Regions from separate parts of the Homo sapiens genome. Here region 2 is linked to region 1. A link is a loop called in an ENCODE intact Hi-C map of the cell type or tissue named here. Cell type or tissue: GM12878. All regions are shown on one strand. Each heading gives the region's core, and the rest is flanking DNA. Links, peaks and the distances in the headings are about the cores only. Region 1 holds the start of VGLL4 (vestigial like family member 4). Region 2 overlaps HRH1 (histamine receptor H1).

Evidence for each region. Hi-C counts contacts between places; a loop is a spot of excess contacts. Peaks named below come from ENCODE experiments on the same cell type or tissue, not always from the same donor. Only the 100,000 strongest peaks of a DNase experiment are listed, where the experiment ranks them.
Region 2: a loop joins it to region 1, with 9 times the contacts of the local background. A loop is called at or near these places in 20 of 110 quality-filtered maps.

What each region holds. Positions count from the first base shown.
Region 1 is chr3:11,643,195-11,659,955 of GRCh38, forward strand. It overlaps VGLL4 (vestigial like family member 4), which reads right to left and starts at 721. Exons shown (of 5, transcript NM_001128219.3): 1 at 243-721. The coding sequence starts at 324. RefSeq lists an enhancer at 865-944. In GM12878, for the core only: CTCF peaks have their summits at 8,940 (motif pointing left) and 12,201; no DNase peak of the experiment used is centred there.
Region 2 is chr3:11,230,249-11,247,009 of GRCh38, forward strand. The region is part of intron 1 of HRH1 (histamine receptor H1); the gene reads left to right. It also overlaps the pseudogene CHCHD4P4. Among named protein-coding and RNA genes, the nearest start is that of ATG7, 34 kb to the right of the region's middle. In GM12878, for the core only: a CTCF peak has its summit at 6,545 (motif pointing right); no DNase peak of the experiment used is centred there.

The DNA of each region.
Region 1 (16,761 bases), core at 5,218-13,217:
AGCAACGAGCAAACTTTGAAGGGTTTCTACTTCACTGCCTCCCCGTCCAGCCCCCTCCACCGCCCCCCGCAGCCTGAGATCCGAACACACTCGGTGCCGAACCGAACCTAAGAAACGCCGGCCTTTCAAGTGCCCTACACCCCGGAGGAGGACAGCGGGCGCTTAGAAGGCAGGCACCCAGCACACTGAGGAGGAGTGGCCGGGACGAGCAACGGGCAGTAATTCTACAACGGGACATCTACCTTCGTAGCACAGAATGCCGATATTGTTGTTCATCTTGTCCAAGTACTGATAGTTCAACAGGTCCATCTTCATAAATAGCATTTATTGGGCTAGCAAAGAAAACCAGCTCTTTGCTTTTGCCCCAAAAGAGTTAAGTTTCAAAAATCAATTGTTGCTGAGTAGCTCCTGGCTCTTCAACTTCACAAAGGCAGAGGCCCAGCCTCAGACTATCAAAACAAAGTATGCAAAAGTTAAAAAAAAAAAAATCAGGCACAAAAAAATCGAGCTCACACGAAACCCTTCAAGGGCTTACTGGTAGACGGTGTATGTACTGTATCCCCGATCGAGTATGAAAACAGCGTTTCAGAAGTCCTTACAAGTCCTTCCTGGAAATGGAAAAGAGTGAAAAAGAGAAACGCGCAGCCCGTTTCCTAGGACAAAGCGGCGCCGGCCCCTCTCACAGCCCGCTGCAAGCCGGCAGCGCTGACATGAGGGCTATGCTTGGCATGACTCCTATGCCGCCGCTTCCTCTTCCCGCAGGAGGCCGAGCATGCTCACTGCGCCGCGCTGCCGAGGCAGGGAGGGCTTCTGCACAGGATCAGCCTCTCAATGTAGCAAGTGTTGGAAAGAAAGAGAAAGGGGAGGGGGAGAGACTCTAGAGACGGGGCCTTGGCAGAGTGGCTCTTGACAGGAAGCAGCCAAGCCGCTGCAAAACCGTAGGAGGAAAAAAGAAAACCCAGGAAGTTTCTTTTTCAGGAGCTAAGTACAAAGTAAAAAATCCATCATGGAAGCAAACTCCCATGGAATGCAACTTTCGTGAAACTTCATGTTGGGGTTTCGGAAACCCAAAGTGCTAGTGATGCATAAGCCATATATATATATATAGTGTCTTTGTTTCTTTTAAAGATTGTTTTATAATATCCATTTACACTTTAACTGGATATTTAAATTTCTGATGTTAATGTTACATATAGCTTCTTCCATAATCCCCATAACAACTGAGATGGACAGGGCAAGGAGGGTATCACCCTTTCACAGCAGAGGAAACAGGTTCAGATGGATTAAATGACTGGCCCACAGCCCCCAAAATAGTTGACAGAACTACTTTTAAAGTGTTTTTTCCCACCTAATGTTATAATTTTATTTAAAAAAACGAGGGGGCCGGGTGTAGTGGCTCACACCTGTAATCCTAGTCGAAGCAGGCGGATCACTTGAGGTCAAGAGTTCAAGACCAGCCTGGCCAGCATGGTGAAACCCCATCTCTACTAAAAATACATAAATTAGCCTGGTGTGGTAGCGCACGCCTGTAGTCCCAGCTACTCAGGAGGCTGAGGTGGGAGAATTGCTTGAACCTGAGAGGAGGAGGATGCAGTGAGCCAAGATCGTGACACTGCACTCCAGCCTGGGCAACAGAGTGAGACTTTGTCTCAAAAAAAAAAAAAAAAAAGAAAAGAAAAAAAGGAGACAAGGAGAGGAGAAGAGATGGAAGAGTGTTTAAGCAAATAGGGCTATAATATCAAAAATTAAAAGTGTACTTGAAATTATAGAGGGAAAGGGTAAAATTATTTTCATTTGGCATGTATGTCACCCACCTGTGTGTAAGAAGCTAGTGGCATGCAGCTGTACTATTTGCTATTGGAAGAACTTGGGGCTTAAACTTTGATTACCCAGTGCCTAGCACAACCAAGTTCAGGTGCCCAAAAACTGTTTACTGAACGAGTGAACCACTGAATGTTCAGTTTTCAGCACATCAAGAACGTGTTAACAAAATAGAAAAAAAAAAAACAAAAACTAAACATTTGAATTACTATTCTAAAAATATATTTTTAATATTCCAAAATAATATTTGAATAAATAATTTGAAGGAGTTGTATGTTAAAAATCCAGCAATAGGCCAGGCGCGGTGGCTCACGCCTGTAATCCCAGCACTTTGGGAGGCCGAGGCGGGTGGATCATGAGGTCAGGAGATCGAGACCATCCTGGCTAACACGGTGAAACCCCGTCTCTACTAAAAATACAGAAAATTAGCCGGGCGCGGTGGCGGGCGCCTGTAGTCCCAGCTACTCGGGAGGCTGAGGCAGGAGAATGGCGTGAACCCGGGAAGCGGAGCTTGCAGTGAGCCAAGATTGCGCCACTGCAGTCTGCAGTCCGCAGTCCGGCCTGGGCGACAGAGCGAGACTCCGTCTCAAAAAAAAAAAAAAATCCAGCAATAGTTGCATTGGGTTTATTAGGCACACTCATGGCAAGGTGTTCTAATGAAATCTTACTTGGGAGTCCGGATGCGGTGGCTCACGCGTGTAATCCCAGCACTCTGGGAGACTGAGACGGGCGGATCACTTGAGGTCAGGAGTTTGAGAACAGTCTGGCCAACATGGTGAAACCCTGTCTCTACTAAAAATACAAAAATTAGCCGGGCATAGTGGCATGTGTCTGTAATCCCAGCTACTAGGGAGGCTGAGGCAGGAGAATTGTTTGAACACGGGAGGCAGAGGCTGCAGTGAGCCAAGATTGTGCCACTGCACTCCAGCCTGGGTGACAGAACAAGACTCCGTCTCAAAAAACAAAACAAAACAAAAAAACTATATGACATCTAAATACTAAATACTGTTGCCGTCATTGCTGCAACAGTAATCACTGGGGTGACATCAGGGGAAGTAAGTAATAGGGGAATCAAGATTTCACAAGCTTTCATTTATAAGAATATTTATTGACACTATATTACATGTAATAAGCTATAGTGAAAGATATGTATCCTATCAATTGTAATTAAAATACTTAATGGTATTTGGTGGGGAGGGTTGAAGAAAACTCAAAACTCGTAACATCCAGTATACATGAGATCATTGCACTGAAAACAAACAATATCAGGTATCAGATTTAAATTTAACTGATAGTTTTGGAGTACTCTTACTGTGCTACGTTTTTACATAAATTCTCAATCAGAAAACTTTATCCATCATTGTCCCACATGGAAGAGAGGTGGCTGCACATTAGAACCAGGGGGGAGCTTTTAAAAATCTTGCTGCTGAGGTTGCATCCCCAACTCATCTGAGGTGGGAACCAGCAGCAGTAGCTTCTAAAGTCCCAGGTGATTCCAATATGCAGTCAAGGTTGAGAACCATTGCTTTCATCTAGGGAGGAAAAAAAAAAAAACCCTGCCTTAAGATATTTCATTTTATTCACTTATTTTGACATGAAGAATTTTTTTAATAGTAATTTAAGCAAATGATTCAAACAATACCATTGTAGAAAATGAATAAAATATTTGGTAACGTCCCTTAAGGGACTCAGCATCACTTAGAACAGCAGTTCTCAGCCTCCGGGTGGCAACCATTTTCGTGGACACCGTCTCACAGGTCTACCTTGACTATTGTAACATTCCCAGCCACAGCCACCACGTCTTTCCCGCTGATCCGGGAGGCTAGCACGGTGCTACCCAAGTGTGATCCAGAGGGGTTCGAGCACCAGGTGTTCCTAGTCCCCAAAAGCTAGATACAGAAACGGAGAATGAACATTTAAAACTTTTATAGCAATTCGATAGACTAATTTTATGTCTCTCAAATCTTAATATTAAAGAAATTTGAGGGCTGTAGTTTTCGTATTTCTAGTTATAGGGCTGCATTACATTTTATAAACTATCAGTCTGCAACAAAGTCTTGGGGAAAAATGAAACAAACCTGGTTTCACAGAGAAGCTTGTGCTCCAGAGGGGCCAGCTACAACAGCCCGCCTCTGCAGGCTGGGAGCGCCTCCTGGACCGGCTCTAGGCCTTTCCATCCCAGCTCCTGACAACTTTCACCTTAGTTTCAAGCACACTGGATGACCTGCAGTGAGTTATTCCACAAAGCACATCAGTATGCTTCTCGGTGTGCAGGACGTCTCTTCTTTCCCAACCTGTCTACTCAGCAAACATCCACTCTTCCTTGAGACTTGTCAGAAAGCCCCTCTTGTCCTGTGAAATCTCCCTACGATCCCATCCTACCATCTCCTCACACCCTACGCCAAGCTATCCTTTTACAGGGTAAGTAGTCCTTATCCAAAATACTTGGACCAGAAGTGTTTTGGATTTCGGACCTTCTTGGATTTTGGAATAGTTGCATTATACTTACCAGTTGAGCATCTCTAATTTTAAAGTCTGAAATCTGAAATGCTCCAATATGAGCATTTTCACCTGAATGTTGTGTCAGCACTCAACACTGTTCAGATTTTGGAGCATTTTTCATTTCAGATTTTTGGATTAGGACGCTCAACCCATACCTTATATGTGCTTCTTTCCTAGCCTAGATCTTCGGAGCAAGGACTATGCCTTCCTCACCTTTTCGAGGTCAGTCTGGCAGAAGTCTGGCAGAAGCCTGGCGCATGGTAGGCCATCAATAAATACCAGCTGAATAAAATCAGTAAACATCTAAACGGCAGATTCTTCATTTCCCCATCCCTACTTCCAGCACACTCTGGATTATCTTACTCGATGTCATTAGGTGGCTGTCAACATCTCTTGGAGACCACAGGTCCTTGCCTTTAAGAAACACCATGTAGATTCTGATTGTACTTCAGGGTACAATCAGCTCATCCATAAAAAAAAAAAAATACTAGAAAATATCAATCCTTCTCAGATTCATTCATAGGATAATATATTCATAATTAAAGTAGCAACAGGATAGTTTTGTAGGGAATTGGAAAGATGGGTCTAAATTTTATCCACACACACAAATGAGATGGGAAAAGCTAGTTCTTTTTCTACGAATGAATAAGTTTGATCTATCAAATATTTAAAACATAAAGCAAAGAATATATTTTGGAGTGTTACTGGGTAGAGACTAGGTAGGACCAGACAGATACTGTGGATATAGGAATCAGAAATCCAGGCCAATGGGGAAGAAGTGGATTACAAAACAAACATTACTGAGAAAAGAATCCAGATAGCACTTTGCCTTATACTGTACATCAAAATAAATCCCAAATGTTTTAAAGATTATTTAGATGCTTTTAAAGTAAGGTTTTTGCTGCAAAAACTTACAAAACTATAAGGATATGTTCAGACTATCTGATGTGGAATAGGAAAACATTTGCTAAGCCAGAAATAAAATTTTTAATCAAAGACAGAAGCCACCAAGGAAGATGTAGAATTTGATTGAGAATACAGATTTTATGCTTTTATACATCTAAAAACACCAAAACCAAGTAAAGGCAAAATACAAAACTGAAGAATATATTTGTGTCATATATTACAGTGAAGGATAAATGTTCTTGGTATTCAAAGAACATTTAAAAATAGAAAGAACAAAGGAAAAAATTGAAAAACCACTTGATCTGAATAACATTTTTTAAGAGCATGAGAAACAAATGGCCAACACATTTTTGAAAAACTATTCAACCTTACTAATAATCAAAGAAATATAAATTTTAAGTGATTTTCCAGCTACCAATTTAACAAAAAGACTTTTTCAATCTTATTTCTTGCTGGTGAAACAGGATGCCATTGGAATCTTTGCTCACTGCTAATGCAGTATAAACAGATAACGCCTGTGTATAAAGCAGGTTGGCACACACTAGACTGTTTTATGAAAAATGTCCATGCCTTTGTCCTTGCCTTGGACTCTACTTCTAGACTTCTGTCTTAAGAAAATAAGATTTGAAGAGTTTCATAAAGATGCTTATCATACAGCTATGTGTAAAATGAAAACCTGAAAACCTAAAGTCCAAATAAAAGGATGCATTAAAACCGTGGCTTATCGATGACAGACTATTACGCAGCCATTACAACACCTTCAATAATCTATAATGACATGAGGAAATGCTATGCTATATACTGTGTGACAGTACTACATTTGTTAACTGAAAACAATAAAAATCGGATATAAAACTAAAACACACATTATTCACCAACTGTGCTAATGTATTTATGAAAACATACATATATATATAGGAAAAAGTATACATTAAAAAGACTGGAAAGTATTCCAAAATGTTAATAGTGCCCATCTTTGAATGGTGGGCATTTTTTCCATTTTCCTGAATTTCTAACTAGCCTACAAATAGTTTATTCTTCCTATAATGAAGATGCGGATAAGGAAAGTTCTTGATTTTTAAAAAGCAGCAACACAATGAAATAATATTCCCTGGTGAGACATAAGCAATGGATATGTATATCTTATTATAGCTTACATATCTCATGATATCTCCTTTTGATTTGGGTTTAACAACTTAAAAATAATAAGAATCCAAACATTTCTTTAGAACTTTGGAACATTCAAAGATGTTTAAGATGGGGTATCTGTCTCAAAGAGCAAAATTGACAGAGACAGCTCTACACTTGCAGAGCTTATAGACATGTGTACGTGCTTTTTATCTTCTACTGCTTACTAATTATGTCATATGTCAGTACCAATTCCCCCAAACTAGACCATAAGCTTCTAGAGGGAAGGAAAGCTAAGCCTCAGTCCTTAGAGTAAAACTCCCCCACAGCACACAAGTGCTCTATTTGGTTTGGTTTGGTTTGGTTTGGTTTGGTTTGGTTTGGTTTGGTTTGGTTTGGTTTTTTTGAAACAGGGTCTCCCTCTATTGCCCAGGCTAGAGTGCAGTGGCTCAATCACAGCTCACTGCAGCCTTGACTTCCCAGGCTCAAGTGATCCTTCCAACTCAGCAGGACCACAGGTGCATGCCACCGTGTCTGGCTAACTTTTTTTTTTAATCATTTTTTGTAGAGACAGGTTCTCACTGTGTTACCCAGGCTGGTCTTGAACTCCTGGCCTTAAGCCATCCACCCGCCTCGGTCTCCCAAAGTGCTGGGATTACTGGCATGAGCCACCACGCCTGGCCCAATAAGTGCTTTATAAATGTTAATTATGGTTGTGCCTCAGCATCTTTGTGGAATAATGGCAATATGACGATAGAAGAAAGCCCAGGCTAATTACTAGGCTGATCTGTTTAATTAGCTAGAGGTTTGACTACCACTTTAGAATAGATCACCAAAACTGCGAGCTGTGTAATAAAAGCCAAATACTCTTCTATTTAATATCAGCCTGTGGAAAGAAAAGCCAAATGATCAAAATCACTCCCCAGACATTTATTTAAAATAAAATGCTTTCATTTGAGCACTTGAAGAGAGGGGAAAGTTTTAATGTTAAGTCTAACATAACATCTCCAAATACCACATTAGAAAATATGAGTAACCCTACTGCGCTATCTGTTTCCCCTACTGGGTTCCGCTGTGCTCTTCCTCCCAGGGTTTCAAGTAAGCTGGATATTTAGTTAATACTTTCATTTTAAAGTGCTTTTTTTCTCTTCTTGCTACACATAGAAAACACACACACACACACACACACACACAGACACACACTTTAACCTGATGTAAATAATATTCAAAACAGACCTTACTAATAACAAGAAAATAAGTTTGACTATTCCTTGAGCTAAAGCATCAGTTAAACAATAAGTTGGAGGTGCAAAACTGTCATGTTTCAGAGGATCTCTAGGTCCGTCGCAATTTACCAGCACATTCCTCAGTGTACTAAGAACAGTACCAATGATGATGATGATGGTGGTGTTTGTAAAACACTACACTGGTCAACACATTTTTGCTTCGTAATCTACTTAATTTAATTACTAAGACAAGGTTGTAAGAAGGAAAGCATAGAAAAGGGTTTAAGGGACCAGGCGCGGTGGCTCACGCCTGTAATCCCAGCACTTTGGGAGGGCGGGTGGATCACCTGAGGTCAGGAGTTCGGGACCAGCCTGACTAACATATTGAAAACCCATCTCTCCTAAATACAAAAAAATTAGCCAAGTGTGGTGGCAGGTGCCTATAATCCCAGCTACTTGGGAGGCTGAGGCAGGAGAACTGCTTGAACCCAGGAGGCGGAGGTTGTATTGAGCCAAGATTGTACCATTGCACTCCAGCCTAAGCGATAGAGTGAGACTCAAAAAAAAAAAAAGAAAGAAAGAAAAAGAAAGAAAAGGGTTTAAGGTAAAACCTAGCATTGAGTAATAAAAAAGGAAGACTTAAGAAACCAAACTTTCTTTTCTTTTAAACATTGTTTAGAATGCAAATTCCTTAAAGGCCTAGCTGAATTACCAACCCCCCGCCCCCACCAAGAACCATTAGCTAGGATTAATCTCTTCATCCTGCATTATTTTAGGTTTATTCTATACTTCATTCTAAAACAAAGCAGACTATAAGATAGTTTCTGTGTCTGTCCCCTACCATATTATAAAGACTGCTTTGTACACGGTAGGTCAACAACTAAGCTGCTGAGTTAAAGGAGAAACCAAAACAAAACAAACTTCAAATGCCTTAAATATCAATGACGTACAGTAAGTACCAGGGAGTAGCTGATTTAAAAAAAAAAAAAATCAGCGACATAAACCAAATATCTAATAAGCTCCCTTTGTTGTTACTTTCTTTTAAGAATTCCTAAATATATCATAAAATAGTGATTATTTATACAACTTGGGGCTGCTCAAGGATGATTTTTTTAAAAGGACAGTATTTTGTGGAATTTTTCACAAAAGCAAATATCATTAAACTATGTCTTAGATTTTATTATTTACAAAATACTACCATTTGTAAGTTAAAACACACTCAACTTCTATTAAGTAGCGACTGATCATTCTCTGTAATATAAGATTTTAACACAAATCTATGGACTTTTCAAAAACTTTAAATGGGTCTTCAGATCATATTTAAATTTTCAATACAACACCACCCTCTAGGGGTGAACTTTAAATTACAAAGACCATTTTGAAAAAGCAAACTGCAGAATTCGTGCTATTCTTGCCTGATGTGCATTATATTTCAAATACAAAAATAAACCTTATTTTATTTAATATTAAAATTCATAGAAAATATCTTTTAACAAATAGTTTAATTCTTACTAAACTCTGCAAAAGTTAAAACAAAATACAAAATCAATTAAATTGATGCCAAGTGATTAAATAGGAAATGTGCTTTCACATAAATTTAACCTTAATAATCCTAAAAAGTGCAGACTGGGAATGGTGTTTTTTGTTTTTTTGTTTTTTTGACATGGAGTCTAACTCTGTTGCCCAGGCTGGAGTGCAGTGGCGCGATGTCTGCTCACTGGCAACTTCTGCCCCCCGGGTTCAAGCGATTCTCCTGCCTCAGCCTCCAAAGTAGCTGGGATAACAGGCACGTGCCACCACGCCCGGGTAATTTTTGTATTTTTATTAGAGATGGGGTTTCACCATGTTGGACAGGTTGGTCTCGAACTCCTGACCTCAAGTGATCCGCCCATCTCAGCCTCCCAAAGTACTGGGACTACAGGCTAAGGAATGGTGTTTTAAATAAATCAGAATAAATCAGTGCGAGGGAAGGGAATTTAATTAGATTAGCATCCCCAAGAAAAGAGAAATCTCTTGCAAAACACTTTAACTTGTTAGTTTTACAACTACTGTCTTACATGTTTGACAATACAAATATTTTCTTGCATGTTTACATACATGATTATTTTAGTGATTTTCGCTACTACAACCAATTTAGGTTCAGTAAGTCCCATTCAAAGAACATTCACAATTAAAACGCTATTCTGATATTCACTTTGTACCAAGTCATAATTACTCATAGATGTATTCCTGCAAGATTGACTAGAACTGACTTCCATGGTAAAAATAGAAGAACTGGAGAAAATGTCCCAAATATTCAACAACTGAAGGGCTAAGTTCGCTGCTAGCCCCAATGTGTGACCCAACTTCATTTCACAGGTCAGTCTGCCTGCACAGTGCTTCATTCATTATGCAGCACGCTAAGCACCTCCACAGTCATCCTTCCAACCAGTTAGGGTGCCGTCCAGGAAAGAGAAATCATGGCTGTTATTTATATAGGGAGAATTTTAATGTATCCCACCTCCACCTATTCCTTCTTCCAGTAACTACCCCCATAGGGTAACTTACTATCCTAACCTTTAAGAACGTAGATCAGTTGTATAACACTTTATAGAAAGAGAATCGTATGATGCTAGCTACTCTTGTGGCTGGATTCCTTCACTCCACATATTTTATGAGTGGTAGCATTATTTTTATGTGCAGTTGCATAGCATTCATTTGCATTGCTGTCTAGTACTCCATTACTCCAATATATCGCAGATCCTTCATTCTACCACTGATGGGCATTTAGGTAGTTTCTACCTGGGGGTTATTATAAATAGTGCTGCTATGAATATTCTAGTGTGTGTCTCTTATCAGCCTCGGAATGCATTTCTGTCGCACATGTACTCAGAAGCAGATACGCAGAAAGTGTATGTTCAGCTTAAGTAAATATTGCCAAATAGTTTTCCACAGCAGTTGTACCCGTTTATACTCCTACCAGCAGGGTATGAGATTTCAAGTTGCTCCCCATCCTTGCCAACAGTTTTCCAACTCTTTCATTCCTGTTATTCTGGTAGGTCTGGAGCAGCCACACTACGACTTTACTTCGCACTTCTCTGATGGACAGTAAGAACTCTGTGACACTTGTAGCAGGCAGAGGGATAGAATTCACCCGAGACAACACAGAGGGAAGGGCCCCGGCCAGAGGCTCTCAACCAAGGAGATTCTGCCCTCCTCAGGAGACATCTGGCAATGTCTGGTTATTTCAAATTTGGGGGTGTTGTTAACATCTAGTGGTTAGGAGCCAGGGATGCTGCCAAACATCCTACAATGCATAGGACACCCCCCACCACCACCACCACAACAAAGCATTATTTGGCAAAAGTGACAATAATGCCACAAATCAAGAAACCCAAATCAAGCAAATCATTATTGGGCATTTTCTCCTTAGCCAAATCATCATTCTCTGATACAGCACAAGAGGTCAATGTCCTATTGTCTTAAAATGTTATTTTTCCTAGAGTTGAGGGGATAGAAAGACAACAAAGGATACTAAGTGCCACACTCCATGGCACAGTGCATATCTTCTGCATATCCTGTTTCTTTCTCAGTTCTCGCGACAATGCGGAGATGAGGAAACAGATACCAAGCAGGCTCCTTGGCTCCTCTAAACTCACGCAAAGAGCAGCAGAGCTGGGACCAGAAGCTGTGATTTTCCACTGCACCCAGGGTCTTACTTTTAACTAAAAATAAGGGGAGTTTTTAGAGTCCACAATTCCTGTTAACTTGCAAGGCATGAATTTTACCTTATTAGCTTTGCAAAAGGCAGGCAAATAAAACGAGGTATGAGAAAAAGATCATTTGCAATGTTAAGATTATTAACCTGCACCTGTAAGTATCTTAAAATATTTCAACAAATCCACCTTCCTCATCACACGGTGATCTCTTTGAAATGAAACCCATACCATATTTTTCTTTGTCTATGCCCAATACCTGTAAGAGCAGGCATTCAACAGTTAACATGTCCTGGATTAATTACTGGCCTGAAACCCCAGTGAGAGAAGACAGAATCTTTATAAAACAAGCAGGTGGTTTAGATTTTATTTCATCACCAACACAACTATATTTAGTAACATTAACTAGAATAAACGGTTTTTGTTGAAAAATATTCAATTAAGTCAAATAATGGCCAATACCACAAAATTCTTTTTGAAATGCAAACAATTCAATTTTTCCAAGGATGAGTTTGCCAGCATTACCTTATCCTCCTGTGGATCTTCTATTTGAGGCTTCTATTTGTGAGGCCATTGGCATTATTAGGGCCAACAGAAATCCACCCACTATTAGAGCAGTTTTGAACCGTGGCCATACATTACAATCACCCAGGAGGTTTTGAAAGCCATGGGTGTCCAGGAGGATAATTTGGTAAATCTGCAGTAGATGAATTTTGAATTTACACCCAGGAAATAACTACACTTAGCAGTATCGTTTGAAAATAGCTACCCACGTAATTTTTGCAAGCTCCCCTCCCCTTAGGGGTCAGGACCACTACCCTGGAGATTCTGAACTGAACTGAGGAGGGCACCTGGCTGCTTTTCATACCCACCAGAGTTCAACATCCCAATGAGTTAGTTGCTCGTGGGCAGGACTAGGGGGCGACGTGAGCCCACCTAACAAACAGCCTGGCTTCCTTCCCACAGGGATGGCACCACCTGGTCATTTGTATTTAAACAATTCCCATCTGCTTTACACAGAAGGGGCAAACCAAACCCACCACCCCCATTCTCAGCCTATCTTCTTAAATTATCAACACCCAGTAGCTGGAATAGGACTTGAAATGGATAAACCTACCAACACTTGACTGCAGTGAGCCCAGAAATGGACAAGGCAGGATTTCCTGTTTACCCCACATAGGGTGGGGAGTGCGGGGACTAAGGGGTCCTAAGAAGAGACAGCATTTGCCGGAGGAAACAGTGGGGTTTCCAGTTTGTGTCTGGTTCCGGCTGGTGGCGGGGGGTTTCTAGTGACTCGTCTCACTGCATAGGAGCCTGCCCTCAGAGGACGCAGGCAGGTGTCATTTCAGGCCTGTGTACTCCTCTGATGAACGGCCATCTCCCTCCCATTCACATCCGTGCTGTTTTGCCTTATCATTGTTTCCCCAGCACCTAACACAAAGCCTGACACTGGTGGGTGACCACTAAACATTTCTTGAAAGAACAAATGGGAAGGGAGAGCTCCAGAATCTAAGCTGGGAACAGAGGAAAGCGAGAAGCCTAAAAGAAGGAGCGAACTGAAGAATGAAGGAAGTCAGGAGGGAGCGCAGGTGCACAGCTTTGTGATGCTCTGCGTGGTTACAATAAAGAGATGATCAAAGTATGATTTCCTGAAGCACATGGTCTATTGCCATACAAAGGCTCATGATCCCTAAGGAGGGGAGAATAATGAGAACAGGCCTACCAGGGAGCACACACGACAGACGAGGTCCATTCACCACACAGGGAGTGCTTCCCAAATATTAAAGTCCAGTTGCTCACTTAGGATGGAAGCAGGCCTCTGTGGAAAGTGACATCTGATTAAGTTTGAGGTGTGCCTTTTATATGAGTGGTTCTCTCCAGAGATGGTGTCCAACACAGGGAGGGATCCACGGTGACATATAAGGCCCCCGGAGGCTAGAGGAGTTCCCAGGGGTGCTGGTGTTGGCAGGGCCTTTAGGCTGGAAGGCTAACAGGCTAGGAGCACCTGAGCTGGGGATCTTTGCAGAAGGGGCTGGCAGAGCTCAGCCTGCTGTGGCTAAGCCCTCAACGTATCTGTCAAACTCTAGAGCTGAGATGTCCACTGGGGTGCAGTAGCTGAGGTCAGTAACTCCTATAGGGTCTGACAGTGTGTGGTGTCGCATTCTCGAGGGGAGGGAGAGCACACCCCAAGTTCTCACCACAGCAAAGCAGGCCACTCGCATAGCAAGCCAGGTAAGCACTGGGAGTCACTTCAAAGCTCCATACCATGTGAGAACCAGGGATGGCTTTGAGAAAGAACTAGGTTTCTAGCCAGGCTCTGAGGACTAGCCACAATCCAGGCTCTCAGAGAAGCAAGATGACTGTGACCCCAGCAACAACGAAGCACGGCCCTGGTCAGGCATTCAGATGCCAGGAAAGAGAAGAGGGGGTCTGGAAAGGAAGGACTGACCCGAGGAGGAGAGGACTGTCCTAAGAGCGTCTGCAGGGAGGCTGGGAGTAGGCAGCAAGGAGGTAAGGAAGGCCAGCCTGGAGCTGAGAGCAGTGACGGGCCTCCCAAGCTGAGCCCTCTGTACTCTTCACACTGCTTTCTAGCAAAAAGAGCACTGGATACAGAGTCAGAAAAATCCAGTTCCCAGGCCATAACCTTTGCTAGCCATGCAATCTTCATCAAGTGATTCCACCTCTCTAAGCTTGGATGTCCATCTCGGCAGCCTCTGTGTTGTCTGCCCGAGCCCTAAAATCCAAGGACTCCGATCATTCCTCTTTTCCCTCTCCACTCTTCCCCACCCAACCACAGGCCGCCATTCACTGCAATCTCAAGACAGAATGTCATGTTTTATAGAATACACGACGGTAACTGGTATTTCTAGGAGGGTTGGCTCCTGGGTTTATGCTGTTTTTCTTACAAATGTGGCAAGCAAATGAGAGCTTCACCTCCCAAGACAAAAAAATAAAAAAGAGACATTTTAATCTTAACAATGGGCATGAAGAATACTGTTTGGCTCATTTTCCTGCTGGTATGAATTAACAATAACAATTACAGGGAACAATGGTGAGAGGATCTTAACTAACCCAAAGTTCTCTGTGTCTCTGGAGAGAACACTGAGGCAAAACAGCTGCTAACTAGGAGGAATCTGGCTTTCTCTTCCGTAAAATGAAGAGATCTAAAACTCCTGGCTGTCACTAGTTCTAGGTGAGTCTGGCTACTAGAGGGTTAAGGAGACTAACCCTTTCACCCATAAAAGTTTCAGGTGTAATCCTATTACTTTGGAATGGCTAGCAGTGTTCTACGAAACTATTCAAGGATTAAGGTTAGAGAATGCCTGTGCCCTATGGTACAGGCTGCCATAAAGAAAATTATGATCCTAGATGCAGTGATGCCAATTTACATGGTATCTACATAAATGATTCTTCCAGCTCCCTCTTCTCCATTTTCTCAGTAAAACAAGTTTTTTGTTAGTTTTTCTTCTTGAGACAGGGTCTTGCTCTGTTGCCCAGGCTGTAGTGCAGTGGTATGAACCCAGCTCACTGCAGCCTCAACCTCCGGGACTTTAAAAAAGGCGATCCTCCAACCTCTCAGTCTCCGGAGCAGCTGATACTACAAATGTGCACCACCACACCTGGCTAATTTTTGTATTTTTTTGTAGAGATTGTGTCTGGCCACGTTGCCCAGGCTGGACTGGAACTCCTGGGCTCAAGCGACCCACCTGCCTTGGCCTCCCAAAGTGCTGGGATTACAGACGTGAGCCACCATGCCCGGCTAAAACAAGTTTTTAAGAGGGAGAGAAATGAGCAAATACAGCATTGCACCTGCACGTTCAGGACTGTCTACTCCCCAAAGCAATAATCAAACTACCATATTTTATTTATAGCTGCTCTCAAGGCACAACTGCTTCCAAAGTACAAGCTAGAACATTTCTAGTTTGGTCTGGAACCACAAAGGAAAGGTACACCAACATGCTGTACCTTGGAAAGCTGACCTGTAAAACGGAAGCCTTCTTCGTAATATTTAACCAAACACAGGGCCTGACACCTTCCAGTCCTCTTCTGACAGATCACTGCAATATGTTTGCTGTTTTAATATCATGATTAATTAAAGAGCCAGCTGACAATTTTACAAACTAGGAAGGACACAGAGGAAACAGAATACGCGAACTATTCCTGGATCTTTCCTTTTATCCAGCCGGCATGTGGCACGCTATTCTTCATGAGTGAGAAAATCCATGCCCTAAATTCTCACTCATAAATGCATATTTAGTTAATATTGAACAAAAAGAAAATAGTCCAAATAATTTGTCAGATATGCACTTATAAAACGCACTGAGTCAATGAATGCAAAAATATTTTGAAGAGCCAAAAAGTGCTATCAGCTGCTAATAGAAGACACTAGACAAAGTACAGCATCTAGAATTGTTTTTATTGAGAGAAGAATTTTGCTGAGCCCAGAAGCAGAAACATCCAACATAGGTACCTAACACCACACACATACAGCACCTCCAGGCGTCAGGCACAACTATCCTGCCCAGAGTCATGATACAGGTGAACACCTAGAAGTTAAACCCAATATATATACAATTTCCATGCCTCTAAGAATTATTTACTTGTGTCTGGGACCCTAGACATACAGCAAGCAAGGCATTCAAACAACATGAATAGAGTGCCACGTTAACGAAGATCTCACTCCACTGGCCCAGAAGGGATTGGGATCCAAAGATGAGTAAGACACAGTCCCTGTCCTTGAAGAGTATATCACAGAGGGCAGAACATAAGACCTACAAACAAACAATAGAAGGCAGAGGGAGGACAAATCCTATTTTCTTTTTTTTTTTCTGTTTTCTTTTCTTTTTCTTTTTCTTTTTTTTTTTTTTTTTTTTTTGAGACAGAGTTTTGCTCTTATTGCCCAGGCTGGAGTGCAATGGTGTGATCTCGGCTCACCGCAACCTCCACCTCCCGGGTTCAAGCAATTCTCCTGCCTCAGCCTCCCGAGTAGCTGGGATTAGAGGCATGCACCACCACGCCCAGCTAATTTTGTATTTTTCAGTAGAGACGGGGTTTCTCCATGTTGGTCAGGCTGGTTCTTGAACTCCTGACCTTGGGTGATCCCCCCCGGCTCGGCCTCCCAAAGTGCTGGAACTACAGGCGTGAGCCACCACGCCCAGCTTCAAATCCTATTTTGAAGGGACTTGGGGATTTCATAAAAAAAGTGGCATTGGCATGGGCCCTTAAAAGAACAAGATCTCAAAGCAGGTTTGAGGAATGCGGCATTCTAAACACAGTACTTCAGTAGACACAAACAAAGTATTTGCTATAACCCATTGATTATTGCATGAGCAGATTAAGTGAATTTTAACTGATTACTAAGAACAAGAGTTCCGTAAACTGTAAAACTATTTAAAATTTCCCATCTTGGCCGGGCGCGGTGGCTCACGCCTATAATCCCAGCACTTTGGGAGGCCGAGACTAGTGGATCATGAGGTCAGGAG
Region 2 (16,761 bases), core at 3,509-11,508, 410 kb before region 1:
GGGCGTGAAGACAAGAACTTTAAATTCCATTACTGGCCTTGGGTGCCAAGATGAGCTCATACACAGAAGAATCAAGGAGCAAGAGGCAGCTTGCTGCTGGATCCCAAACCTGGCTGGGCACCACATTCACCAGGGGAGCTATTAAAAAACAGAGTCATCGGCACCAGTCCAGACCTACTGGATCCTACTGAATCGACTAAGCTGGATCCCAGTGTACGATATATTTCACAGTTCCTCTGATAATTCTTATGAACCCAACCTGGATGTAACCACAGTGTAAAAGCCCTTGCTACACAGTGAGGTTCGTGGGCCAACAGCATGAGCATCACCTGGGAGCTTGTTAGAGATGCAGAATCTCTGGCCCTACCTCAGACCTCCTGAGCCATTTTAATGAGACTCTCAGAAAACTTATTTGCATATGAAGGTTTAGGAAGCACTGGCCTAGACCACTGATTTGTTTAATCCTGGCTGCACACTGGATCACCTGGGGACCTTTAAACCATAGTGGCTGGGAATCTGGGAGTGCGGCCAAGGTATCAATATGAGTTTTTTTTTACATTAAGCCTTTTAGGAACACTCAGTTGTAGGAAATAATATAGAGGAATCCTGCATACACTTTACTCAATTTCCTCCAGTGGTAGCATATTACAAAACTGTAGTAAAATATCACAACCAACATATGGACATAAAGACAGTCGAGTACAGAAGAGTTCCGTCACCAATGTTGCCTTTCTATAGCCACATCCCCTTTCCTTCTCACCTCCCCCATCCCTAAACCCGGCAACCACTAATCTGTTCTCCATTTCTGTAATGGTGTCATTTCAGGAATGTTACATAAATGTCACACAGTTAGTAACCTTTTGGGACTGACTTCTTTCACTTCACATAATTCTCTGGAGACTCATCCAAGTTGATGGGAATAGGACTGGTGCATTTCTTTTTACTACTGTGTAGTATTCCACAGTTGGTTGGTTGCTCATTCACCCATCAAAGGGTAGCTGGTTGTTTCCAGCATTGAGCTATTATGAATAAAACTGCTATAAGCATTCATGTTCAGTTTTTTTTTCTGGGCAAATAAGTTTTAGTTTCTTTGAGATAAATGTCCACGAGTGCAATTACTCAAGTTTATGGTAGTTACATGTTTAGTATTTTAAGAAACTGCCATACTCTTCCAGAATGGTTGTATCATTTTACATTCCCATCAGAAATGTATGAGTGACACAGTTTCTCTGCAGTCTTCATCAGCATTTGGTGTTGCCACTGTCTTTTATTTTAGCCATTCTGATGGCTGTGCAGTGATATCTCGTTGTGGTTTTGACTTGCACTTCTCTGATGGCTAGTAATATTGAACATCTTTTCACATGCGGATGTGCCATCTGTATCATCTGTTTGATGAAATGTTTCCTCATATCATTTGCCCATTTTCTCATTGGATTGTCTGCTTTTTACTGTTGAGTTTTGAGAGTTCTTTATATATTCTGAATAGTAGTCCTTTCTTAGATATGTGGCTGGCAAATATTTTCTCCTTGTCTTTTTATCCTCTTAACAGGGTCTTTCACAGAACGAAAATTTTCCTTTTGATGGGGTCCAATTCATTGTTTTTTCTTTTTATGGATCATGTTTTAGTCACAAGTCTAATAACGTTTTGCTTAGCTGTGGATCCTGAAGATTTCCTCTAATGTGTTTTTCTACAAGTTTTGTAGTTTACATTTTACACTTAATGGTCTGTGGAGCATTTTGAGTTAATTTTTTTTTTTTTTTTTAGACTGAGTCTCGCTCTGTCACCAGGCTGGAGTGCAATGGTGCAATCTTGGCTCACTGCAACACCGCCTCCCGGGTTCAAGCGATTCTGCCTCAGCCTTCCAAGTAGCTGGGAATACAGGTGCGTGCCACCGTGCCCAGCTAATTTTTGTATTTTTAGTAGAGACAGGGTTTCACCATGTTGGCCAGGATGGTCTCAATCTCTTGACCTCATGATCCACTTGCCTCGGCCTCCCAAAGTGCTGGGATTACAGGCATGAGCCACGGTGCCCAGCCTGAGTTAATTTTTTTAAAAGACATATGGTTTAGGTTGTTCATTTTTTGCCTATGACGTCCAATTGTGCCAGCACCATTTGTTGAAAATGCTTTCTCTCCTCCATTAAATTAATTTTGCACCTTTGTCAAAAATCACCTGAGAATATTTGTGTGGTTCTATTTCTATTTCTTGCCTCTCTGTTCTATTCTATTGATTTATGTGTCTATTCCTTTGCCAATACCACAAAGTCTTGATTACTGTAGCTATTAATATATAGTAGTTTTGAAATTGGGTAGGTCGATTTCTCCCATTTTATTCTCTTTTTCTCAAAATTATTTGAGTTATTCTAGTTTCTCCACCTTTCCCTATACATTTTAGAAGAGTCTTGTCTATATCCGTAAGACATCTTGCTGATATTTTGATAAGAATTGTATTAAATCTGTACGTTAATTTGGGAAGAATTGACATATTTACTCTGTTGAGACTTCCGATCCATAAACACTCTCCATTTATTTACATCTTTGATTTATTTCATCAGCATGTTTTAGTTTTCAGCACACAGTCCTGTACAAGTTCGTCTGAGAATGTGTTGATTTCCCTTTATTCCTTATAGATATTTTCACTGAGTATAAGAGTCTGGGCTGACAGCTCTTTTCTTTCAGCATCTGAAAAATATAATGCCATTTTCTTCTTGTCTCTATGTTTTCTGTGGGAAATCTGCTATCATTCTCATTATGGTAAGGTGTTTTTCTCTGATACTTTCAAGTTTTTTTGTCTTTCATTTTCAAGAGTTTAATTATTATGTGCTTTGATGTATATTTGGGGGGCTTATCCTGTTTGGTTAACAGCTTCTTGATTCTATAGATTTAGGTCTCTTGCCAAATTTGGGACATTTTCAGCCATTATTTCTCAAAGCACATTATCATTGCCACCCTCTTTCTCATCTCCTTCTGGGACTATGATTATATGAATGTTAGATCTTTTGTTATAGTCCCACAGGACCCTGGAGTTCTGTTTGTTTGTTTGTTTATTATCTCTTTTCTCTCTGATGTTCAGATTTGGGAATTTCTATTGTTTTATCTTCCAGTTCACTGATTCTTTCCTCTGTTCCTACCCTCTTGCTTTTGAGTCCATCAATTGGGTTCTTTTTTGTTGTTGTTGTTGTTTTTCAGGTAGAAATCATGTTTCCTTTTAATTGAATACTTAGTTCACGTTTCCTCTCTTGCTGCTACTCTGGTAATAATTAGGTCCCCACCTCTCAAGAACATTGCACCTGACCAGACTGAGAGCCTGTGTGAACATGGGCCCCAAACCAGGGCTTTCAGAATAACAAGGAACAGCCAAGCCAGCCTCTCCCTTCACTTAGAAAGGAACTGTGAATGGGAGGGTCCAAATCTTCATCGTCCAAACACAGAAAACCAGGAGCTCAATGCCAACATGGAAACCAAAATGTATCGGGAATGAAGTACAGTACCCCTTCACATACTCGAGGTCAGGATGGGTTTGCAGAAATCGTATCTGACCATCTGGCCTCTGCTAGTAGAGGCCCCACCCCAGCATTTTTAGGAGAAGATGTTTTTGTTTCTATTACTTGTATTATTTCCCCAAGGGGCATAATATCTACTAAAAGGAATATAATGAATCAGAATAAATCAGCTCACTCACAAGAAACCTTCCTGGGTAATGGTTTTTAGTTGCTGAGCTTATTCAGCACATGATTTAAAAGTGGCAAAATTCAGGGCAATCTGAGAAGAGAATTCAAAAGTGGCGGCCACAGGTTTGGGTAGGACACACATACATACAACTCCCATTTTTTTTCAGTGTATGTGTCAAGAGGTCAAGACCCCTGATCATCAAAATAAGTTATTTTGTATATTACAGTGCACAGGACAACAGAGGGAAAGACACTTTCTTGGAAGGTGACAACAAGGTCTTTTGCAAAAGGTCCACTCCAAAAGGACTGGAGCCCAGTGCCTTGTGGCCTTCATTAACTTGACCCCACCTCTTCTTTGGTTGCAGTGGCCTCAGTGGGAGCTGTTTCTTCTGCTTGTTCTGCTGGCTTCTTCTCTCTTTCCTCTTCCTCATCCTCATCCTCTTGGGGATAGAGGTCTGGGTATTTCTGCAGGCATTCCTGCATGGCCCGGAACCGGTCTACACAGTCTGACCCCTTGATCTCCTCCGTGCTATAGTGGAAGCAGGAAAAGGCTGACTTGAACTGTTCCCCACAGGGGCCGCTGGCCATTCCCCCAAGGCATGGACGGTTCCAGTTAATGTCTTCATTGGTAGTATCAATCCATGCTCCTCGTATGGATCGTTGGGGTCATCAGCCACCAATTCTGCATTGCTTGGAGTTTCATGGTCTTCTTTGGTTATAAATATGATTCGATCCTTCCCTTCCTGCCGGCAGTAGGACATGGCTGCAGCCCTGCCCTGAGACCTTGCAGAAGTGGCGGTGGCAGCAGCTGTAGCTTCACGCCATGACCTCCCTCTCCTCAGGCAGGGCGGGCACCTCTGGGTTCTTATTTCAATTATTATTTCCATTCTAAATTTCCATTGCTGCTTCTTTATATTTTCTGTTTCTTTGCTGAGACTTATTTTTTTCATGTGTCTCAATTGTGTTCACATTTGCATGTTGAAGCATTTTTATGATGATTACTTTAAATGTTTTGGCCGGGTACGGTGGCTCACGCCTGTAATCCCAGCACTTTGGGAGGCTGAGGTGGGCGGATCACGAGGTCAGGAGATCGAGACCATCCTGGCTAACACAGTGAAACCCCATCTCTACTAAAAATGCAAAAAATTAGCTGGGCGTGGTGGCATGTGTCTGTAGTCCCAGCTACATGGGAGGCTGAGGCAGGAGAATAGCTTGAACCCAGGAGGCAGAGATTGCAGTGAGCCGAGATCACACCACTGCACTCCAGCCTGGGTGACAGAGTGAGACTCCATCTCAAAAAAAAAAAAATGCTATTAGAAATCCCTTCTCATTTTTTGATGTGAAAAATGATTTTCAATTGAAATATGGAAATTTTAGGTATTATAAGACCTAGGATCATATTTAAATCTCCTGATTTATCTGCTTTTGACTGACACTGCTGTAGCAGAGGAAGCCGGAGGACACACGGGGAGAGTATGCTGCCTCATTACTTCCAGGTGGAGGTAGACGTCCTGGCTCCCCACTTCGCTTCTCTTGACACTTGAAGGGCGTGGCTTCCTCACTGTTGCTGAGCAGATGTGGGAGCTCCATCTCCCCACTAGGCCTCTGCAGATAAGTCCCCAGCTGGGAGGGATGAGAGTGCCTCCTCACTGCTCCCCATGCACCCCTACTGACACCATGGGGGTGGGTGCAGGGCTTGTCACCACCTGACAGGATGCAAGTCCCGGCTCCCTGCTAGGAATGGCGGGGACGCCACCCCAGCAAGGGGAGTTGAGTCACTTCATTACAGCTTGACAAGGGTGGAAGTCTTGGCTGCCCTCCCCACTTCACCTCATCTGGCTAGGACAGGAGCGGGGCACAGTGTTTTTCTATGGTGTTTGGCTGAAATAGAGCAGGTGTTGTCTAAAAGTTTTCTACTTTGCTAGGCAGCCTCTTTCCCAGTCCTTTGGCTGGACACAGCAGGCTTTTGTTTTGCCTGTGCCGATTGCCATTTCTGAGCTGCCAGCTACTTCAGGTCAAAATCTCTGATGTATGTGGCCAAAAAAAAGCCCAGGGAATTCATCACTGTGTCGCTCATTGGGCCCCAATGTTCCTCACTGCTTTGCCTTTGCCTCTCCACCTGTCAGAGTCTTCTTGTGTTTGCTTTAAATATAACATCCAGAGTTTTAGTTGTACTAAGCAGAATAGAGAAAGTACCTCTACTCAATCTTCCTGAAAGAAGACATCTCAATATGTTTTAAAAGCTTTTGACACAGTGGCTCACGCCTGTAATCTCAGCACTTTGGGAGACTGAGGCAAGTGGATCGTTTGAGACCAGCCTGGCCAACATGGTGAAACACTGTCTACTAAATACGTAAAAATTAGCCAGATGTGGTGGCAGGTGCCTGTAATCCCAGCAACCTGGGAGGCTGAGGCAGGAGAATCACTTGAACCAAGGAGGCGGAGGTTGCGGTGAGCTGAGATCGTGCCATTGCACTCCAGTCTGGGAGACAGAGCGAGACTCCGTCTCAAAACAAAACAAAACAAAACAAAGCTCTCAGGCAGGCAGAGTTGAGAATTACTGGTATAGGCTGGCACCTCCATGAGAATAGGAACTGTGTTCATCCGGTGGCTATCATAATATCTGTACCTGGCAAGAATATTCATCAGTGAAGATTTTGTGGATGGTTTGATGGAAGGAAGGGAGAATGAATGGATAGATAGATGAATGAATAAATGAATCATCTGTGATTATCAGAATAGAACTAGGAACCAGATCGAGTCACACTCATCTATGCCCCTATATATAAATAACTTCTATATATAAATATATAAATAACCCCTGTATATAAATACCCTGGCCCCAGAACCAGCAAGAGGGCTTGACCAGCAGGTGGTGCTAAAGAGCCCCAGGTGTGGGATGAGGTGGCAGCTGCAGGCAGGTGTCCATCAGGTCACTTGACTGAAAGAGACAAAAGTTACAGGAACTGGTAATCACCTGGGAGCTCTCTCTTATAAATGCCGCATCTGCCTCTCTTTTTCTCCTGCCAGCTCTTTTATTTAGTTCAATATCATCAATCACTTTTTTTTTCCTCAAGAAGAGAACAGCCTGAATGACTTTGGTCTTTGAAAGTGTATTTCTCAGAGTTTAATCTCCAAGGATTCGGAACAAAATGAACACATTATTCATCCTATCCTGAAATGATACTTGTGTGTGTGCTGGGTGTGGTGGTGTAATCACTGTGTCCTTGTCTCATGTTAGCACGGATATCCATATTTTCGAATTCCTTGGAATCTTTATTTAAAGCGTTTGTTTATTTTCCTCTTTTCACAGTGAAAAAGAGGATGATGTATTCACTGTATCCTTTTCTCACGTTAGCACGGATGTCCATGTTTTCAATTCCCTGGAATCTTTATTTAAAGTGTTTATTTATTTCCCTCTCTTCACAATGGAAAAGAGGATGGAGTGGGGGGAGTATGTGAAGTTCACTGGAAGGTCTTAGCAGATGGGTGCCACCTGGGCCTTTAAGTGAAACTTGCTCTTCAGTCACTCTGGGATCTCTTAGTGCAGGCACCAAGCCCTAAAAACTCCAGAAGCCTCTCTTTCCACATCATTAAAATGGGAGGCTGGGGGCAGAATTATTTTGGTGAGGTTACCAGCACGGTAAACGATTAAGGATTAAACGATTGAGGATTAAACGATGCAATATGGAAACTCTCCCAGCCTGATGCAATCCTGAAAATATTTCTTTTCTTTTTCTTTTCCTTTTTTTTTTTTTTTTTTTTTTTTTTTTTGAGATGGAGTCTTGCTCTGTCAACCAGGCTGGAGTGCAGTGGCGTGATCTCAGCTCACTGCAACCTCTACCTCCCAGGTTCAAGCAATTCTCCTGCCTCAGCCTCCCGAGTAGCTGGGATTACAAGCATGCGCCACCACGCCCTGCTAATTTTTTTGTATTTTTAGTAGAGACGGAGTTTCACCATATTGGCCAGGGTGGTCTCGAACTCCTGACCTTGTGATCTGCCCACCTCAGCCTCCCAAAGTGCTGGGATTGTAGGCGTGAGCCACTGCGCCCAGCCTCTCCCTTGCTTTTTGAGGTCAGAAAGTAAGAGATAACTGAGCTGGGCTTTTAATGCTGCCTTTGTTTGTTTGTTTGTTTGTTTGTTTGTTTTGCCATTTAGTGATAATATCCTTCAGTTTCCCTTTCCTGCACTTAGCTTTAAAAATCCCAGCCTGTCACACCAGGGCTGGGGGTTGTGGGGAGCAGACAAACAATCAAACAAGTTCAATCTCTTAAACCAAATTATAAAATGAGAAAGATCACAGATGTGCGGGAGGAAAGGGTTTGATGTAGCTCAGTCATTCCTCTCCTTCCACTTCTGATGACTAATTTAGAAGTTACGCATAACATCTCACTGCCCCTTTCACAAGAAATCATGATATCTATTTTATCTAAATCTTGGTTCTGGCTAAAGCAGTTCTTCCGCTAAGCAACTAGTTTGTTTTCATTTAAATGAAACTGAAGAATCTTATAGCTGATCCTGTTTCCCAGCACTGGTGTAGTGAAATAGATTTTAAAAACAGACAGATCTGGAACCCAGAGCAGCCTCTTTCTTCATCCACTGAAAAATTTTAAAAACAACTTGATTGAGGTGTAATTTACCTATCATAAAATTCACCCATTCTAAGTGAATCATACAATTCAGTTATCGTTAGTAAATGTACAGAGTTGTATAAACATCATCAGAATCCAAGTTTAGAACATTTCTGTTTTTTCCAAAAGATCCCTTCCTGTCCCCCCCTCCACTACCAGGCAACCACTAATCTATTCTCTGTCTCTATAAATTTGCCAATTCTGGACGTTTCATATAAATGGAATCATTCAATGTGTTGCCTTTTGTGTCTGGCTTCATTCACCTAGCATGATGTTTTTCCAGTTCACCCATGGTGTAGCTTGGAACAGTACTGTGTTTCTTTTTATTGACAAATGGACCACATTTTAATCAAAATCCATTCACCAGTTGATGAACATTTGGTTTTTTTCCACTTTTTGGTGGTTATGAATAATGCTATGAGTATCTGCATACAAGTTTTTCTGTGGTCACACGATTAGTTCTCTTGGGTATATATCTAGGTGTGGAATCACTGAGTCATATGGTAACTATGTTTAACCATTTGAAGAACTATCAGATTGCTTTTCACAGTAGCTGCACCATTTGACATTTCCACCAGCAGTGTTTCAGAGTTCTTCTTTCTCCACATCTTCACCAACACTTGTTATTGTCCTTCTTTTTAAATTATAGTCATCCTAGTCCATGTGAAGTGGTATCTCACTGTGGTTTTGATTTTCATTTCCCTAATGACTAATGATGTTGAACATCCTTTCATGTGCTTTTGAGCCATTCCTCTATCTTATTTGGTGAAATGTCTATATAAATCCTTTGCCTATTTATAAATTGGGTTATTTATCTTCTTATGATTGAGTTGGAAGTGTTCTTTGTGTATTTTGGATACATCAGATATATGATATATCAGATATATGACCTATAAATATTTTCTTCCATTCCATAGCTTTTCATTTTCTTAGTGGTACCTCTTGAAACCCAAAAGTTTCTCATCTTGATGAAGTCCAATTTAGCAGTTTTTAAAAATTCCTTATGCCTTTGGTGCTGTGTCTCAGAAATCTTTGCCTAACTCAAGGTCACAAAAATTTAGCTCATACATTTAGGACTATCATCAATTATGAGTAATTTTTGTGTATGATATAAGGGAAAGGTCTAAATTCATCCTTCTGCTGGTAGATCTCGGTTGTTCCAGCATATGAATTATTGCATTTTGTCTGCTGCCTTCTTCTATCCCCTCCTCTATTTTAGCATTCCCAGAGGTGAGCAACACTCCTCCTCTTGCCCCCAGTGGCAGCCCCCCACCCCCACTTAACCCCACTTATAAAATCTGGAGATTTTGCATGAAATCTTTTAGTTTTTAAATGATGTCAATTATTCAATTGTTTCATTTGTCTTCTTGATACATCAGATATATGATATATCAGATATGTGAGACCAACAGACTGTCTTGATGGCACAACTCCAATTCCAGTGTTCCAGAAGAGAGAACTGGGCTGACTGGTTTGTTCTGGGTCAGAGATAACTTCTGGTTCAATCACGTGTGCCCAGGGGTCAGGGTTACATAGTATAACTGTGGCTGCCAGAGCCCACCCTAGGTGAAATGATGGTTCTCAGAGAGGAGGCTTGACTTGAGCTGGGAAAATACCCCAAAAGGTGTCCACTCCTGGGTCATTATCTCATATTCAGCATTCTGCATCCCCTATGAACCAGCTTGAGGTTTCTACCTGGGGGCTTACAAAATTTATTTTGTTTACCCTGTGTAGTGTTCAAGAAGACAAATGAAACAATTGAATAATTGACAGCATTTAAAAACTAAAATATTTCATGTAAAAACTCCAGATTTTGTGTTTCCTTTTAAAAACAGGCAGATCTGAGTCTGCAGCAGTTGGTAGAATGTGAGTGGCAGCTGCCCTCTTCAAGCAGAGGACAGGCTCTCCAGGTTGCCCCGATCCCTACCACTCCCTCTTGCTCCACACACAGTCCTCTGTTCTTAGTAGCTTTTCTTCTCTGACTCTGTAGCCTCTTTGCACATGTACCTCCACCCCTGGAAAACCCACTGGGGCCACTACCTGCCCGCAAGGTCATCTGCCTCTTGCATCTTACCCAGAGGCTGACTCTTAAGCCAGAACTCCTCCAGATTCTAAGTCAGTTAGGTTCCTGTAATACTAGGCCCATAATGGCATTTTGCTATTTGCAGTCTGCTCTGTTCATCACAACCAGTGGCACTGATAAGCCTGGGTGTTTCATGGAAATTATGACCTGGCCAGACTTAATGAGATTATGCAGTACTGGAGCACCCTCATGCATGACACCTCTTTCTCAGAATTAGATCAAAGAAATTAATGTTCTGACTTACTTGACTAGAATAACCAGCCTACAAATGATGAAGAGGATAGAGAAGTTTGGACTGGGGAGTAGCAGGTGAGGCAGTTTAGAATGAATCAAGAAAGGAATCCCAAACTCTCACTTTGTACTAGAGAAAATAAAAGATGTGCTAAGCATGTGGAAAACATTTCTTTATTTTTATTTTTTTATTGAAGGAATCTATATTTTGTTTTTTTCAAAATGAATGCAGTTAGCTCTTATTTTCCCTATTATAAAATAAAGACAATCTCATTGTTGAAATCCTGAGAAATACCAAATATAATAAGTATCATCCAGTACCCAGAGAAAACCATGGTTGATGTAACATAACAAAGATTCACCCTGGATAGAAGCCTGTTAGTTAACAGAATTGACATTGTCCTGTACAAACAAACCACGTACGTCTTCTATAAATTTCATCATAAGCATTTTACCACCTAATTGCTGGTGCTCTGTAATGATTATCAAGGACCCCATGATATTCTATTCTGTAGCCACTGAGAGTTGAAGCCAGCTGGACTCCCTGGGTGGAGTGGGAACTTGGAGAACTTTTCTGTCTTACAAGAGGATTGTAAAACGCACCAATCAGCACTCGGTAGCTAGGAGTGTAAAACGCACCAATCAGCACTCTGTAGCTAGCAATGGGATTATAAAATGCACCACTCAGGCTGGGCACGGTGGCTCACGCCTGTAATCCCAGCACTTTGGCAGGCCGAGGCGGGTGGATCACGAGGTCAGGAGATCGAAACCATCCTGGCTAACACAGTGAAACCTTGTCTCTACTGAAAATACAAAAAAAAATTAGCTGGGTGTGGTAGCGGGCGCCTGTGGTCCCAGCTACTCCGGAGGCTGAGCCAGGAGAATGGCGCAAACCTGGGAGGTGGAGCTTGCAGTGAGCCGAGATGGCGCCACTGCATTCCAGCCTGGGGGACAGAGCGAGACTCCGTTTCAAAAAAAAAAAAAAATGCACCAATCAGTGCTCTCTAAAACATAAAACACACCAATCAGCGCTCTGTAAAACGCACCAATCAGCACTCTGCAAAATGTACCAGTGGGCGCTCTCTAAAATGCACCAGTCAGCAGGAGTCTAAAAGTAGCCAATAGTGGGGACGACTGAAAAAAGGGCACTCTGATAGGACAAAAACGGAACATGGGAGGGGACAAATACGGGAATAAAAGCTAGTCACCCCAGCCAGCAGAGGCAATCCGCTTGGGTCACCTTCTAGGCTGTAGAAGGTTTCTTCTTTTGCTCTTCACAGTAAATGTTGCTGCTCACTCTTTGGGTCCTTGCCATCTTTAAGAGCTCTAACACTTGGCCGGGTGCGGTGGCTCATGCCTGTAATCCCAGCACTTTGGGAGGCCAAGGCAGGCGGATCAGGAGGTCAGGAGATCAAGACCATCCTGGCTAACATGGTGAAACCCCGTCTCTACTAAAAATTCAAAAAATTAGCCGGCCATGGTGGCGGGTGCCTGTACTCCCAGATATTCGGGGAGGCTGTGTCAGGAGAATGGTGTGAACCTGGAAGGCAGAGCTTGCAGTAGCCAAGATCATGCCACTGCACTCCAGCCTGGGCAACAGAGCCAGACTCCGTCTCAAAAAAAAAAAAAAAAAAAAAAAAAAAAAGCTGTAACACTCACTGCAAAGGTCTGCGTCGCCATTCTTGAAGTCAGCGACACCAGGAACCTGCCGGAAGGAACCAACTCCGGACACACTACCTCAAGATACATTTAGTTCCCAAATGCCAGCTCATTTCTCTTTATTTTCTATCATAAATAATGTTGCAGTGAGCGTCTTTGTGCATAAATCTTTATTTACATTTTAGATTACCATGAGATAAATTTTTAACTATAAAGTGTTCAGGGAAAAGTAGAAAAGTGGACCAAAAGGTATGGTACAATATTCGTCAATGGGATAAATCCTACCTCAAACTTCTTTAAGTCTGAACTTCTTTTGAAAATTATGCTTACACTTTCTGCACTTAGTACATCTCCCCTGGCTTCTGCTGTTCTGTATTGGTTTGGGTCTCTCTTTTTTTTTTCCTTTTTTTAGATGGAGTCTTGCTCTGTCACCAGGCTGGAGTGCAGTGGCATGATCTTGGCTCACTGCAACCTCTGCCTCCTGGGTTCAAGTGATTCTCCTGCCTCACCCTCCCCAGTAGCTGGGACTACAGGTGCCTGCCACCACGCCTGGCTAATTTTTGTATTTTTAGTGGAGACGGGGTTTCGCAATGCTGGCCAGGCTGGTCTCAAACTGCTGACCTCAGGCAATCCACCTGCTTTGGCCTCCCAAAGTGCTGGGATTACAGGTGTGAGCCCCTGCGCCCGACCCTGGGTCTTGTTTTTTCAGGGCTCATCCAGTAAACCTCTGTTGAGCACCTATCATGTGCCAGCCTGGTGCCAGGCTCAGGAGAAATGATGGCAAGCGAAAATGCAGGGTCCCTGCTGTCAGCGAATGGGATGTCCCCATGGTGTTGCACTTCAGAGACAGAAATAGTGGACATCCTCCATGCCCTGGAGTTGCTCCCCATTTAGTTGGAGGAGAATCAGCTAAAGAATGATAATCCCACAAGAAAGTTGATAAAAGAGGAGCATGTTAGAAGTTGAGGATACCAAGAGAAAGGAACAAGTAAGAGTTTCAAGGCAAAAGAATGTTCCAGGCAGGGAAATGGCATCAACGTGTAAAGAAGCTTACTTACACCTTGGCCCCAGCGTGTGCTTCCAGACTCATCGTTCTGTGCTCTAGGCACTTCCAATGACTCCTCCCAATTCCTCAAACTCAGCTGTGTACTTTGAGTCTTTCTTCTACTGAGCCTTAAATACCTCTTTCTTCCTGCTGGAGAAATTCCACCCATCCTTCAAAGCCTGGCTTGCATATCACTTCTTCTCTGATGTCCTTTCTGACGTCCGCATTTTGCCTTGAGAGAGGCAGTTCTTCCCTCTGCTGTCCAGCTACCTGCCTTGATCTTATACCAGTCACCACGTTTGTCCCAGCTGAATTCTAGGGTTTTTAATTTAATTGTTTTGATGCTGTTTATCTTGTGTATTTCTTCGCATGCTAATTTATCAACTCTTTGAAGTCAGGGACAGTGTATCAATTAGGATTCGAGTTGGCTGTATGTGATAGAAAACACTAGCTAACAATGGCTTCCATGAAATAGACGTGAGGTCCAGAGGTGGGCAGTCCTCGCTGATATGGCAGCCCCATGATCATCAGGGACCTCAAGTCTGTCCCGATGGCTGCTTCACTTTCCTAATTGTGTGGCTTTTCCTTATGGTCCCAAGATGGCTGCTTAAGCACTACTCATCATATCCACAATCCAGCCAGCTAGAAGAATGAAAGGCCAAAGAAAAGTACACACCTTTATTTTAAGGCTGTTTTCTGGAAGTTGCAAACAACACTTGCATTTACATTCCATTGGAATTTAGTCACATGGTCACACCCAGCTACAAAGGAGTCTGGGAAATGTAGTTTCTATTCCAGGCAGCTGTATACTCAGCTGAGAAGCAGAGTTCTAGTCTTAGACATGAGAGGAGACTATTAGCAGCTTCCACCACAGTGAAAAACAAGGAAAGGTCAAGGATGAGTCCTCTGATCCTGAATGGGCCAGGTACAGGATGGTGGTGCTCACCAAGAAATGGAAGAAAACACAACCACTGCTATTAATTGAGCACCTCATGTATGCCAGACACTGTACTAGGTGCTTTATCTAAAACCAACGTTGCTGAGCTTTATTTAGGTAAATAATTGCATTGCCCTTGAGGAAGTTTGGAGTATTTCTAATTTGGAATCAGATCCAGGTTGCCTCTTCTTTCATGCTTCCCATGTTGGGGAGCTTACTGTCTTTCTCAAGGTAACTTGTTGCATTGTTGGATAACATCTTTTTTAGAAAGTTCTGCCTTACTTCGAGCTGAAAGCTGCACTCTTGGGTGGGAATGGAGTGTAGTAGTTCAGGGTGCATGTTCTTCAGTTGGATCAGTGGTTCTATCCCCCAGGGGATACCTGGCAGTGTCTGGTAACATTTTGGGTTGTCATGACTGGGGGCTTGCAGCTACTGGCATCAAGTGAGTGGAGGCTAGGGATAATGGTAAATGTCATCACCCAGTACACACGACAGCTCCCCACAATGAAGAGTCATGCAGCCCAAATGTCAATGGTAGGACCAAGGTTAAGAAACCCTGAGTTAGGGCCAGGTGTGGTGGCTAATGCCTGTAATCCCAGCACTTTGGGAGACCGAGGCAGGCAGATCACTTGAGGCCTGGAGTTTCAGACCACCCTGGCCAACATAGCAAAACCCCGTCTCTACTAAAAATACAAAAATTAGCCGGGTATGGTGCTGCACACCTGTAGTCCCAGGCACTCAGGAGGCCGAGGCAGGGGAATCACTTGAACCCGGGAGGCAGAGGTTGCAGGGAGCTGAGATCATGCCACTGCACTCCAGCCTAGGTGACTGAACGAGACTTCATCTAAAAAAAAAAAATAGAGAAACCCTGAGTTAGATAGACCTACGTTCAAATCTTAACTTAGCAACCACTTCCCAGCTGCGTGACCTTGAGTAAGATGCTTCACCTCCTGAGCTTGAGCTGACCATTTCCTCCTCTCCGCCCAGATATGCCTCTTGGGCTTGCGGGCATTTAGTAACTGATGTGTGAGAAGCTTGGCTCCTTACTGTTTCAGCTGCCCCCATTGGTGTCGCAGGATGTGCAAGGAGCGCTGACTGGGTTGTTTGCTGGCACATGGGCCTGATGGGATTAGACTGTAATCACTCTAGTAAAAGCCCCTCCCCACCTAATGGTTTCAGAATGGAGTCATTGCCTTAATTCAAAAATGATGGTTTGCTTGTGCACTCTTAGAGAAGATGGGTCCATTTCTGCTTTTTACCAAGTAATCGCAGAGCTTTCCCACTTCCCTGTCTCAATTGATCCTCCCAATGGCCCAGGCAGGAGGGCTTACTAGTCTCCCTACTTTAAAGGTGAGTAAACTGGCACCCCGAACTGTTTACTCAAGGTGCACATGCTCTCACACACACACTCTTAGACACTCACACATACACACTCACACTCACTCATACATACTCATACACACACACTCATGTACTCAAAAACCACACACACACTTACACATACACACATACACTCACACTCATACACACACTCACACATTCACACACATACACACAGACTCTCACACACAATCACACACATTCACACTCACACACACAAACACACATGCACATACACATTCACTCACACATTCACACACACTCATACAGCCCAGCAAGCAGCGGAGCAAGGGTGAGGACTCAGCTCCTGCCTCTAGAGCTCTCCCTAGGCTGCTACTCTGAGGACACAGAGCTAGGGAGAACCTACAGGTGACTGCCTTCCTTGCAGACAAGCCCTCATCTCACATGGCTCCTTTAGCTTTTATTCTCTCTGCCCAGAGCACACCCTCTGTCCAGCACTGTTTCCATAGGCATGGCTTTATCCTCAGAGAGGGCACCTCAGACCCAGCGGGATCTCCTGAGTGGCGTGTAGTGACATGGGATCCATGTCCCCAAATATCTCCCACACTCTTGGCCATAGTATCTGACTTTTCTTTGGAATTTATGCAAGGAAAACCTCAGGGACCAGATTTTTCAAAATACAGGTCCCGAAGGGAGGGAAAAGCACCTTACATTAGTCATCTCACTGACGAGAACTATCCATTCAAGCTATTTTTTTATTCATTTCACAGTACATTGCAGACATTGTTAGATTTCACCCCTAAATGTTTAAAATGCTACAGTAATTTTTAGTTCAGTGATGACAATTCAATCATAACTTTTCTTTCTTTAAACAAAAAGGAAAAATACAGATTTTTTTAAATAAAAACAAATCATGGCTGGGCACGGTGACTCACCCACCTGTAATCCCAGCACTTTGGGAGGCTTAGGAGGGCAGATGGCTTGAGCCCAGGAGTTTGAGACCAGTCTGGGCAATACAGTGAGACCCTCTCTCTACAGAAAATACAAAAAATTACCCAGGCATGGTGGTGCGTGCCTGTGGTCCCTCCCAGCTACTCAGGAGGCTGAGGTGGGAGGATTGCTTGAATCATTTTCTGTCAAATATAATTGTTAGATGATAAATA